Linked DNA regions of Homo sapiens: region 2 is linked to region 1. The links are chromatin loops, found by intact Hi-C in ENCODE. Cell type or tissue: mammary epithelial cell. All regions are shown on one strand. Links, peaks and the distances in the headings refer to the core of each region. The heading gives the core; the rest is flanking DNA.

Region 1 (5,378 bases), core at 61-5,060:
AAGCCTTGATTTCATGGATTTTGTTGCTCAGGGTGAGACAAATGGAAAACGGCCTATTTCAAGTCAGATTAAAGGGATGATTGAGTCAACATTGTGCAGGGGGAGGGGACAGCAAAAAGCATGAACGTGTCAGAGAAGCTGCTCAAGTGTGAGGGACGTGGAGGAGGCCTCTGAGGCCCAGAGTCAGACACCCAGGGCCAGCCTGGCTCTGCCTGGGGCTGAGGGGCCTTGGGCAGGTCGCTGCATCTCTGTGAGCCTCAGTTTCCTCATCTGTGATATGGGGTGAGCAGTAACAGCTCACAGGGTTGTGGCGACGGTTGATGAGATGAGGAGGGTGGCGTGCTGGCAGGAGCTTGGCACAGGGTCAGCCCAGCCAGGGAAGCAGAGGTTGGTGTTATCATTATGATTATTATCGGCTTTGGCACCACTGTTATTCAGGGACTTTATTCTGGGTGAGGTGACTGATGGCTTTTAGAGGGGAAGGGGCCAAGTTCTTGCCACCCCAATCCTCAACAGAGCTCCATGAGGGCCATCCCCACTAGGGAACTCCTCCTCGAACTTCATAGCCCCGGGCCAGGCAGGCTTTGGTGTGTCACCCAGTGGTGACACAGCTTCTTGGAGCCACCATGTCCTTGATTGTAGGTTGACACCACAAGGCTGACTTCATGGGGGTGACTGTGAGGAACACCAAAGAGAGGCAGGTCAAGTCCCTGGAATGTAGTAGGGCTTTATCCTCTGAGATTTTGTCCTCCATGGGGGAAATTTCTGTTGGTCCGGTGGGGACAGGTTTGGTGTAATCTCGGGGGGTCTGACCCCGCTCTGATTGTCAGATATGTAGTCTGAAATTAAGCCAAAATTTCATCTTACCTATGCTAATCATCATTACTTATGAGGTTCTTAGATACCCTGAAGCTGTCCAACATGTCCACTCACAACATGGGAGCTTAGTAGCACTGAAATGTGAATTTAAATCAACAAATATTAACAGAACATTTGGTAAGTCACATTCATCCACCCACCCATCCATATCCATTTATCATCCATTATCCTTCCATCAATTCATCCATCCATCATCCATCATCTATCCATCTATCCATCATTCATCATCCACCCATCTATCCACCATCCATCATCCACCATCAGTTCATCCATCCATCTATTCATCATCCATCCATCCATTTATTAATCATCTATCCATCCATCCACTATCCATCTATCTATCTTCCATCCATCTATACATCATCCATCATCCATCCATCCATCCATCCATCCATCCATCTATCCATCCATCCATCCACCCATTTATCCATCCATCCATCCATCCATCCATCCATCCATCCATCCATCCATCCATCCATGCATCCACTAAATGGCAGCTGAACATCTACTATGTGCTGCTATGATGGAGCTGGACAAGAGACCCAGTTTTTGCCAGCATGGTGCTTTAGCTGAGCAGAGAAACTGGTGTTTAGCACATGTCATCGTGAGGTGTAAGGATGGCTGTGGAGGGGAGCACAGGCTGCTGTGGGAGCCTCTGGCAAAAATCAGGGAAACCTACCTGGAGGAAGGGGCATCTGAGCCAGAACCTGCAAGACCAGGAGGACTTCATGGGTGAAGGGAACTCTTCCTGGTCTTGCCGGTACTGGCTAAGATGCCCCAAGTGAAGGGGGTGTCAGGGGGCTGTCTAAGTGGAGGCTTAGTCTTATCTGGGAAGTGCCAATGGGTGGTGAGATGGGCCTGAAGATAATACGGCTGCTTGGATTAGGGTAGAGTCGGGGTGGAGTGGGGAGTTGACATCCTAAGTGTGACAGTTGCATGTAGGGTATGAGTGGGGAGGCATATGAGCAGATTTGGGTCTGAAAGTCCCTCTGACCACCATGTAGGTGAGGATAGGACTGAGACAGGGGAAGGAGTCAGTCAGGACATAGAGGCTGCAATGCAGGCTGGAGGACATGGGGCTCTGACTAGGATAGTGACTGCGGGGCTGGGAGAAATGGGCAGTTTGGAGATATTTGGGGGTTTCAGTCTTAGCCTCAGTGATGAGTGATGGGAAAGTGGAGGGGGGCTCCCAGGTTTCTGACTTGGGCTGCCTGGGGGACCCTCACTTCCTCATATAGAGAAGCAGGTTTGGGGTTGGGTGAGATGCTAGATGTGGCTGCATCAGTGCATGCCCCGTGGGTGTCCAGGGGGCAGGAGAAGCAGGTCCTGAGCTGCAGGTGAAGGTTTGGGGTCATTGGCAAATATGTAGATGACTGAAGTTGCAGGGAGTGATGAGCCCCCAGGAGAAGAAGTTGAGAGGAGGGTCAGGGGAGAGGGCCTGGAACAGAGCCCCAGGACCCCTACACTTCAGGAACAGCAAGAGGGACCAGCAAGGGAGCCCGAGGAGTGGCCGGGGGATAAGAGGAAAATGAGGACGGGGTCCCAGGGACCAAGAGGAGAGAGGAGGAGGAGAAGCAGGCACAGGCTGAGTGTTGCCCAGGGGCTAAGCATGGGCCGAGGGTGCCCACTGCCTGGTCCTTCCAGCAGGTAAATGTGGCCTTACAAGGGCAGCATCTTGGGGACAGCATGGGGACTGAGGTGGGCAGAGTGTGTGTGGAGATCAACCAGGAAGGATGGCTGGTTCAGGAAGTTGGGCAGTGAAGGGAAAGTGAGAGAGTGAGAGGGTGACAGCTCAGGGGAGACATCAGGTTCAGGTTTGTTGTGGGATGACAGACTTGAATATGATTCAGTGCTGAAGAGATGGGGCATAGAGACAGGGATGAGTATAGACAGGTAAAGAGATTAAACATGTCCCCACCACCCTGGAGAGATCCAGGCAGTGGGTAGGCGGGGCCGGTCAGAGCAGGCTGGGATCCCAGACAGCAGGAGGGGACAGTCTCCATCTTCAGGAGGAGGAAGGGGAGGGCCTTGTGAGTGCCAGGAGTTTGGATATTTGTTGTCAGGAAATCTAGTAAGTTCTTATTTTGAGGCTTGGATTTTCTCTGGGCACCAGGAAGCCATGTCACCAGCTAAGAGAGACAGGAGATGGGGAGGGAAACCTAGGGAGGAGGAGAGAGGCTGAATCATCTCCTTGGGGACCGGCCAAGTGGGAGGCAGAGCACGTGTCCTGGTGATGAGGCTGATGGCAGCCCAGGAGTGACTCCAGGAATCCCTTGGGCCATTGTGGGGGATGTGCAGTGTGCACTTTTGTGTTGGGTCATGGGCTGAGCTCCAGCTGGACTGACCCTAGGCCATCGCCCAGCCAGGCTCCCACCTGATGCTTGAGTCTGAGCTATTGAACTCTGTGAGTGTCCCTGTAGGTGCAAGTGGAGGGGTGCCAGGAAACCTGCCCTGAGAAGACCGCCCTAAAGTGCTGGGCCTAGGAGGTACACCGGCTTCCCAGCTGGCCCCCTCGCTCCTGTTTCCCCTGAAACTCTTCCTGCTCACTGCTGCCAGAGAGTGCTTTCAAATATGTGAATTCTATCCTGTCATGCCCCAGCTCAAGAACTGTCTGTGGCTCCTAATTTTCTGTTGGATCAAGTTTAACCTCTTTGGCCTGGAACTCAAGGCTTCCCAGCCTGACCCTGCTTCCTTTCAGGCTGTGTCCTCTCCCTGCTGTCTCCACCCCCTGCCTGCTACCTACATGCTGCGCCTGGGTCCAGCTGTGCTGAGCTGCCTGCCCTTCCTCAGATCAGCCAGGTTCTTCTGCACCTCTGTTCCTTTATACATGCTGTGCCTGGAATGCCCTTCCTGCTCTGTTGAGGCTGGAGATGAACTTAGCCACTCTCTCTTGCAGCCCTTCCTGACTTCCTCTTCAGGTTGGTGCCCTCCCTGTGTTTCCCCTAGGACTCCACCAGAAGGGCAGAAGAGTGGGTGACGGATGGAGGGACCACCAAGTTCCTCAGATCTCTGTTCAGGCCTGAACCCCTGTTGATGCACTCACTAGGCTGAAAGGGCCTTTGGATGTCAGCGGCAGTGTCTTGTTGGTCCTGGTGTCCCCCTCCAGGGCTGAGTAGTTCTAGGTTAGCGCTGAAGAAATCAACAAGAGGATGGATGCATGGATAAATAAAGGAATGGATGGATGGATGGATAGATATGTGCATGGAGGGATGGATGGATAGGTGGATGGAGGGATGGATGGATAGGTGGTGGAGGGATGGATGGATAGGAGGATGGATGGATGGATAGATGGATGGATGTATATGTGGATGAAGGGATGGATGGATAGATGGATGGATGGATGGATGGATGGATGGATGAAGGGATGGATAGAGGAATGGATGGATAGATGGAGGGATGGATGGATAGATAGAAGGATGGATGGATATGTGGATGGAGGGACGGATGGATAGGTGGATGGAGGGATGGATGGATAGATGGATGGATGGATCAATGAAGGGATGGATAGAGGGATGGATGGAAGGATAAATGGATAGATGGATGGATGGATGAAGGGATAGATGGAGGGATGGATAGAGGGATGGAAGGATGGATGGCTGGATGCACAAAACAGCCAGGAGTCAGGAGTCAGGAAATCCCCAGGTGAGGAAAGGGTCACAGCAGAGAGCTCAGAGCCCAGCACAGCCTCGATTCTACCTCAGCTCACGTTTGTTGCTGGCCCACTGTATGCCATCACACAGGTCTCATTTTAACCCTCACACCACCCCACAGATGGGGTCATCCCTCCCATTGTACAGATAAGAAATTGAGGCTGAGAGATGCCCAAGGCCATGCATCTAGGAAGTGCAACACCATGTTTTAAGCCTCAGTTTCTCCACTTTCAGTCCAGAGTTCTTCCTGCAATGTATGCCCATGGCCCTGAGCCCTGTACTCTGTGCCGGATGGAGCCTGTAATGGTTGGTTATTTCATGTCTTTGTTGATTGAGGCACAAGGAAAGTCATGTGCTTTGGAGTTGGATAGGCCTGGGTGGGAATCCTGGCTTTACCACTGAACAGCTAGAGACGTGGGCATGCCATGTCACCTCAGGCACTCAGTTTTCTCATCTGAAAAATGGGGACATTAACAGAAGTTCCTAGGACTGTTGTGAGGATTACATAAGACAGAGTGTGTGGAGTGCCCATTATAAGATCTGGTGGGGAGTGGGGGCTCAAAACCCAACCTCCCTTCCTCTCTCCCTCCTCTCCTCCTTCTCTTCCAGGACACCCCTCCCTCAGGCCCTCAAGGCCCTAGTTTCTTTCTCTGAGTCCCCCTGGGGCCCTGCAGGCTCTGGGGTCTGAGATGCCCCCTCGGCTGTGTCGAGAGCTGCCTGTGTCACTGCATCTGTGCGGTTACTATAGCATCTACCTTGGCTCAGGGCAGGGAAGTGGAAAACAGGCCAGAGCGTGATGAGGCTGCATGTTCTCATCTGTCCCCTGAGACCCTGGCCGCACAAGGCATC
Region 2 (5,378 bases), core at 140-5,139, 83 kb after region 1:
AGCAGGAGGGATCAAGACAGGTAGACACTGGGGGAGTCAAGGGAACAAGGGATGGCTGGAGGAGTGACAAGTGACTCAAGGACATGTGGTGAGAGGCACCTGTTCATCAAACCACAGTTCTTTTGAAAGGGACTCAGGGCAGCTCCTAAAACATACACTGTACACTAAGATCATTCATTAATTCCCTGGGCCAGTGCTTACTGAGCACCTACTACATGCCAGGCCCCGTGCTGCTGCTGAGATGCACTGAGGGGTCTCCATCCTTAGTCTGGGGAGGCGGCACATGTCAAAAGAAGACTCTGTTGCTCTCCCTGGGGTGGGTGGGGGATTGCTGTGGGAGCTCAGGGGAACCATCCTCAGTTTCATAGGGAATGGAGCTGAGACCCAAACAGGTGAACGACTTGTGTGATGTTTCATGGCAGGGGATGGGGCCTGCAACCCAGAACTTCTGAGCCCCCAGACCCTAGTCTCATGCCTCCTTACTGGACCCCATGCCGGGTCTCACAAGGTGGTCACTGCAACAGCTTCAACCCCAGCCATCATTCCCAGGCCACACAGCCAACCTCCCTGCCACGATAGTAATTACACCTCTTGGAGGTTAATTTGTAAAGAGACAGTGGAAGTCCTTATTTTAATAGCAATTATCAAAATCATGCTGGAGGGGTGCTGTGTAATGGGTAATTATCTGCAACAGAACAACAGTATCGTCAATTCTATTGAGCTCTTTCCAACGAACCTAGAGTTAATCCTGGAAAGCAGCTAGCGTCAGCTGATATTTGTTTAATAATATTCTTATTAAATTCAAATGGAAGTCCCTTTAAAAATCTTCCCCAAGAGGAATGTGGCTAGTTTACCAAGACCTCAACTCCACGGTGTCCCACTGAATTCCCATGGAGTTTGTCAGCATCCCTCCCTGTACCACATCACCCCCTCATATCAAGGCTGGACCACCTTCACCATTTGTATCCATTTATGTATTGGTTCAGTTACTCATTTGCTGGTTAATCCTTGTACATTTACTTCATTCATTCACTCATTTATTCATTCACTATTCATTATTCATCTCTTGCATCGGTTTCAAAATCTATTTAAAAATTCTTTCTCATGTTGGGCGTGGTGACTCTTGCCTATAGTCCCAGCACTTTGGGAGGCCAAGGCAGGAGGATTGCCTTGAGCCCAGGAGTTTGAGACCAGTTTGGGCAACATGGTGAGACCCCATGTCTACAAAAAATACAGAAATTAGATGGGCATGGTGGTGTGTGCCGCTAGTCCCAGCTACTCAGGAGGCTAAGGTGAGAGGAGAACTTGAGCCCAGGAGGTTGAGTCTGCAGTGAGCTGAGATGGTGTCACTGCTCTCCAGCCTGCACAACAGAGCAAGACCTTGTCTCAAAAAATTACTTCTCACACTCATTCACGTGTGACTATATCCTTTCTTCCATCATTAGTGCCCCCATTTCTTCTTTCATTTATTTGTACTTTGTTCAGATATTGTTTTCTTAGATTTTAATATAAGTGGTATTCTACCTCTCATTTACTTCTTTTTATTTATTCATTCTTTCTTTAATTGGCTCATCCATTCATTCGTTCACTTACTAATATGCTTTTTCATGCATGACTTCATTCATTCATTGCTCTTTTATTCATGCATGGGTTTGTCCATTTATTCATCAAACATGTATTGTTCGCTCATAAACTATGGCCGTTTTGTGTCTGGTCTGAAGTGATCCAGCCTTGTTCAGCTCTCCAGCGTTTTCTGGGCATCTCAGAAAATGCTGGGCAATTTTCTTAAGTAAAATTCTTTGTCAAAGTGTAACAAGATGACACTGAGTTTCCAAGATTGGGTGACTAGGAGAGTTGCTCAAACCTTGGACCCTGGGAACACAGTGAGAGTTAGGTTAGAGAGAAGTTGAATTCACTTTTGGACATATTGTGTTTGAGCTACCAACAGCTCACCCAGGAGGAGACATGGGATATGTGGAAATGCAGAGATCAGTGAATTAGGCCTGGGGTGGGAGCAGAAGACCTGGGGTGGGTCTCACCTCTGCACACCTTGCCTGGGACTGTGTATAGCAGAAGCACCTTTCCTGTGATTTCTGTCTCTCGCTGTTTGCCCAGGGTGTAATCAAGAAATGGTGAAGTCTGAAGAGAAAAAATTTGGTCATCTTGACCACCACCCAGCCACTTGTTCCCTGATGTGTTTCATTTTGAAAGTGGTTTCAGGCAAATTTTAGCCAAGTTGATCTTTGCTGCCTTGCTGAGCTACTTCAGCTCCCAGGAGCACCTACTGGGTGGAAGACACTGAGTTTGGGACGCTGGGATCAGGCTGAAGTTGGTTTACTGGGTGGGTCTGGAAGAGGCAAACACAAAAGTTGACCCTGAGGTGGTGCATGCCCCTGTTCCTCCTTGGCATGTGGGCTGGGGTCCACCTTCTGCAGGTAGGTCTGCCCCTCTCTCGGGGTCTCTGCTCCCAGGGATGAAGGGCTGTGGGTGGCGATTCTCCCGGCAGCCAACTGCCCAGGTCTCCTGAAAAACCTCATCTCCCAGGGAGTCCCTGCCTAGACCTAGAGGGAAAAGTGAGATGCCTCATTCTGTTTTCAGGCCCAAACAGCTTTCTCCAGTCAAGTTTCACCAGATACAAAGCTGAAAGTCCATTTTCCTGTTTGGTCCTAACTAGCAAAGGAGCAGGATCTCTGTGACTGGCCCTGGGAGAATGACAGCAGCTCTCTGTGAGCCCACACTGCAGTCCCTCCCAACCTCAGCTTTCGTGGCCATCTCAGAGAGAGGCAGAGCAGCCTCAGGTCCCTCCTTCAGGCTCTGTCTTGAGAATTCAGGTCTGGGCAGCTGGAACAGGAGTGTGCAATTTGGAATCAGTTGAAATCCAGCTCTGGCAGGTGACTCACCAGCAATGCAATCTTGGGCAGGTCCCACCACCTCTGCGAGTCACAGCTGCCACATTCACGCAGTGGGGATAATTATCCCCACCTTCTGGGACTATGGGGAAGATCGAGGTGATAGAGGTGAAGATATCTAACCAACTCTGCTGCCTCATTCATCCAGGGTGAGTCACAACATTCTCACCGAGAGCGACATTTCCTCTCACTTTTGTTCTTTGAATCAAAGTCTCAAGATCAATAAGATTGTCCTTCCTGCCTCCTCTCCACTCCTTCATTTATCATCCTTCATCTTTGACTGATTTATAATTTTAGAAGTTGGAAGGAATCATAGAGACCAAGGAGTCCATGTTTTACACATTGGGGGAATGGAGGCCCAGAGAGGAATAGCAACAGGTTCAAGGTCACCCTGCCGGCTTGGGGAAGGGTCCTGACACCTGCCCCCCAAGAGTGCAAGCCCCATTTTCTTGTCTGCTGGGCTGCACCTCTCCATTTTCTTGGGTCCCCTGTGATCTACTGGGAATGCTTTCCTGATATTTTCATTGAAAACAAAACCCAACAAAATGAATGGTATCTTTAAATTGCTACATTGCTCTGTGGCTGTTTTCTTTTCTTTTTTCCTTTTAAGATGTACACACACACACACACACACACACACACACACACACACACTGCTCCCTGCCTGTGTCAACCAGCCAGATTTTCTAATCTAAACTGACAGTCAGTTTCACTCCAGAAGAAATGTGTGTGATCTCTTGCCCGTGTGAACATAGTGTGCTATTGATATAATCACCGTCCAGTAAAAAGCCCACTGAGAGAATATATTGCAGGAGGAAGGGTTTAACTTGGGAAAACTCAAGTTGCCGCACACATATATTTTACCTCTCAAACATTTTTTTTTAAACCGAGGAGGAATAAATCACTTTTAAAGGTTACTTTACCCTTAAAAAGAATCTGAATGTGCATCTTTCAAGCACATGTCGTATGTGTGAGATGTCAGCGTTTTATCACTTGTATAATCCGGCCCTCTTGTCTTTTCCTATTACTCCGAAGACCTTGGCAAGCAACTTACCCCCTCACCATATCATCAGTGATATTTTCTATGCAGTCTGAAGATTTGTCTTTGTTAATCTCCTCTGAGAGATGACGTCGGTACTAGGCCAGAGCAATGTGGCCAGACAGCCAAGAGATTTCAATTTAGGGCTCCCAGAACTTTCAGTATATGAGTCATCACAGCTACCATCGCCTGAGGGCCTACTGTGCGCCAGCACTGTGTCAGACGCTTTTTAATTAATCATCTCTAACCCTCCAGCTCCCACCCTGATTCCATTCACTGTCACCCACTGCCAGGATGATTGCAGGAGATGCCCGATCATCTCCCCAGTTCGATTTCACTCTTGCGCCCTGTGGTCTCGTCTCCACCTAGAAGCAGGAGAGAGCCTTTAAAAATGCCCCTGCAACCATTTCCTTCCTTGCTCACACTCTCCATGGGTGCCCAGCTTCTGCAGATTAAAGCCTGAGTCCTCTCCTGGTCCCAGGCCCCATGACCTCTCTGACCTCATCCCCTACCCCTCTTTACTCTGCCCCAGCCACTTGGGCCTCCCTGCTGACCCTTGAGCATGCCAGGGTCACTCTCACCTCTGGGAATCTGCACGTGTGGCTTCCGCTGCCTGGGCTGACCACCCAAGATGTCCTCATGGCTCCCAGCCTTCGGGCTGTTCCCAAGTGAGTCCTTACTGAGGCCTTTCCTGATCACCCGTATAAAACCGCACCCCAATCTCCTGACATTCTTCATCCCCCATCTCTATCTGATGTCTCCTCATCGCTTACCACTATCTGGCATATTCCGTGTATATTTGATTTATTTCCCTTGCTTATCATCTGTCTCTGTAGCAACACATAGCATCTGTGAAGAAAGGGGTGTTGCATTGTTTTGCTTATTAATAATTTCTAGAGCTTAGAATATTGCCTGGCACATAAATACTTATTGTATGAATGAATGAAATAATCTCATTTGATTTGTGTGTGTGGTCAGTCAGAGATGTTAAGACAATTAACAAAACTGGGTGTGGTGGATCATACATGTAATCCCAACACTCTGAGGGGCCAAGGCGGGTGGATCACTTGAGCCCAGGAGTTTGATCAAGGCCAGCCTGGGCAACATGGCGAGACCTCGTCTCTACAAAATATAAAAAATTAGCTGGGCATGGTGCGTACCTGTAGTCCAGGTACTCGGGAGGCTGAGGTGGAAGGATAGCTTGAGCCTGGGAAGTTGAGGCTGCAGTGAGCCTTGAATGCACCACTGCACTCCAGCCTAGGTGATTGAGCAAGGCCCTGTTTCAAAAAGGGAAAAAAAAGCAATTGACAAGTAATGAATGAAAATATAATCTCAAGACTGCATGACAGAGAGTGACCAGGGGCTACTTCAGGTTGGAGGCATGGAAAAGCCTCTTTCAGGAGGTGGCATTTGAACTGAGACCAGCTATG

What was found. Hi-C counts contacts between places; a loop is a spot of excess contacts. Peaks named below come from ENCODE experiments on the same cell type or tissue, not always from the same donor. Only the 100,000 strongest peaks of a DNase experiment are listed, where the experiment ranks them.
Region 2: a loop joins it to region 1, with 5 times the contacts of the local background. A loop is called at or near these places in 1 of 110 quality-filtered maps.

Annotation. Positions count from the first base shown.
Region 1 is chr1:30,698,843-30,704,220 of GRCh38, reverse strand. No RefSeq gene overlaps it. Among named protein-coding and RNA genes, the nearest start is that of MATN1-AS1, 17 kb to the left of the region's middle. In mammary epithelial cell, for the core only: no CTCF peak of the experiment used is centred there; a DNase peak (open chromatin) is centred at 3,060.
Region 2 is chr1:30,616,132-30,621,509 of GRCh38, reverse strand. No RefSeq gene overlaps it. Among named protein-coding and RNA genes, the nearest start is that of MATN1-AS1, 100 kb to the left of the region's middle. RefSeq lists enhancers at 2,341-3,540, 3,758-3,927. In mammary epithelial cell, for the core only: no CTCF peak of the experiment used is centred there; a DNase peak (open chromatin) is centred at 2,899; H3K27ac peaks cover 1,529 bases.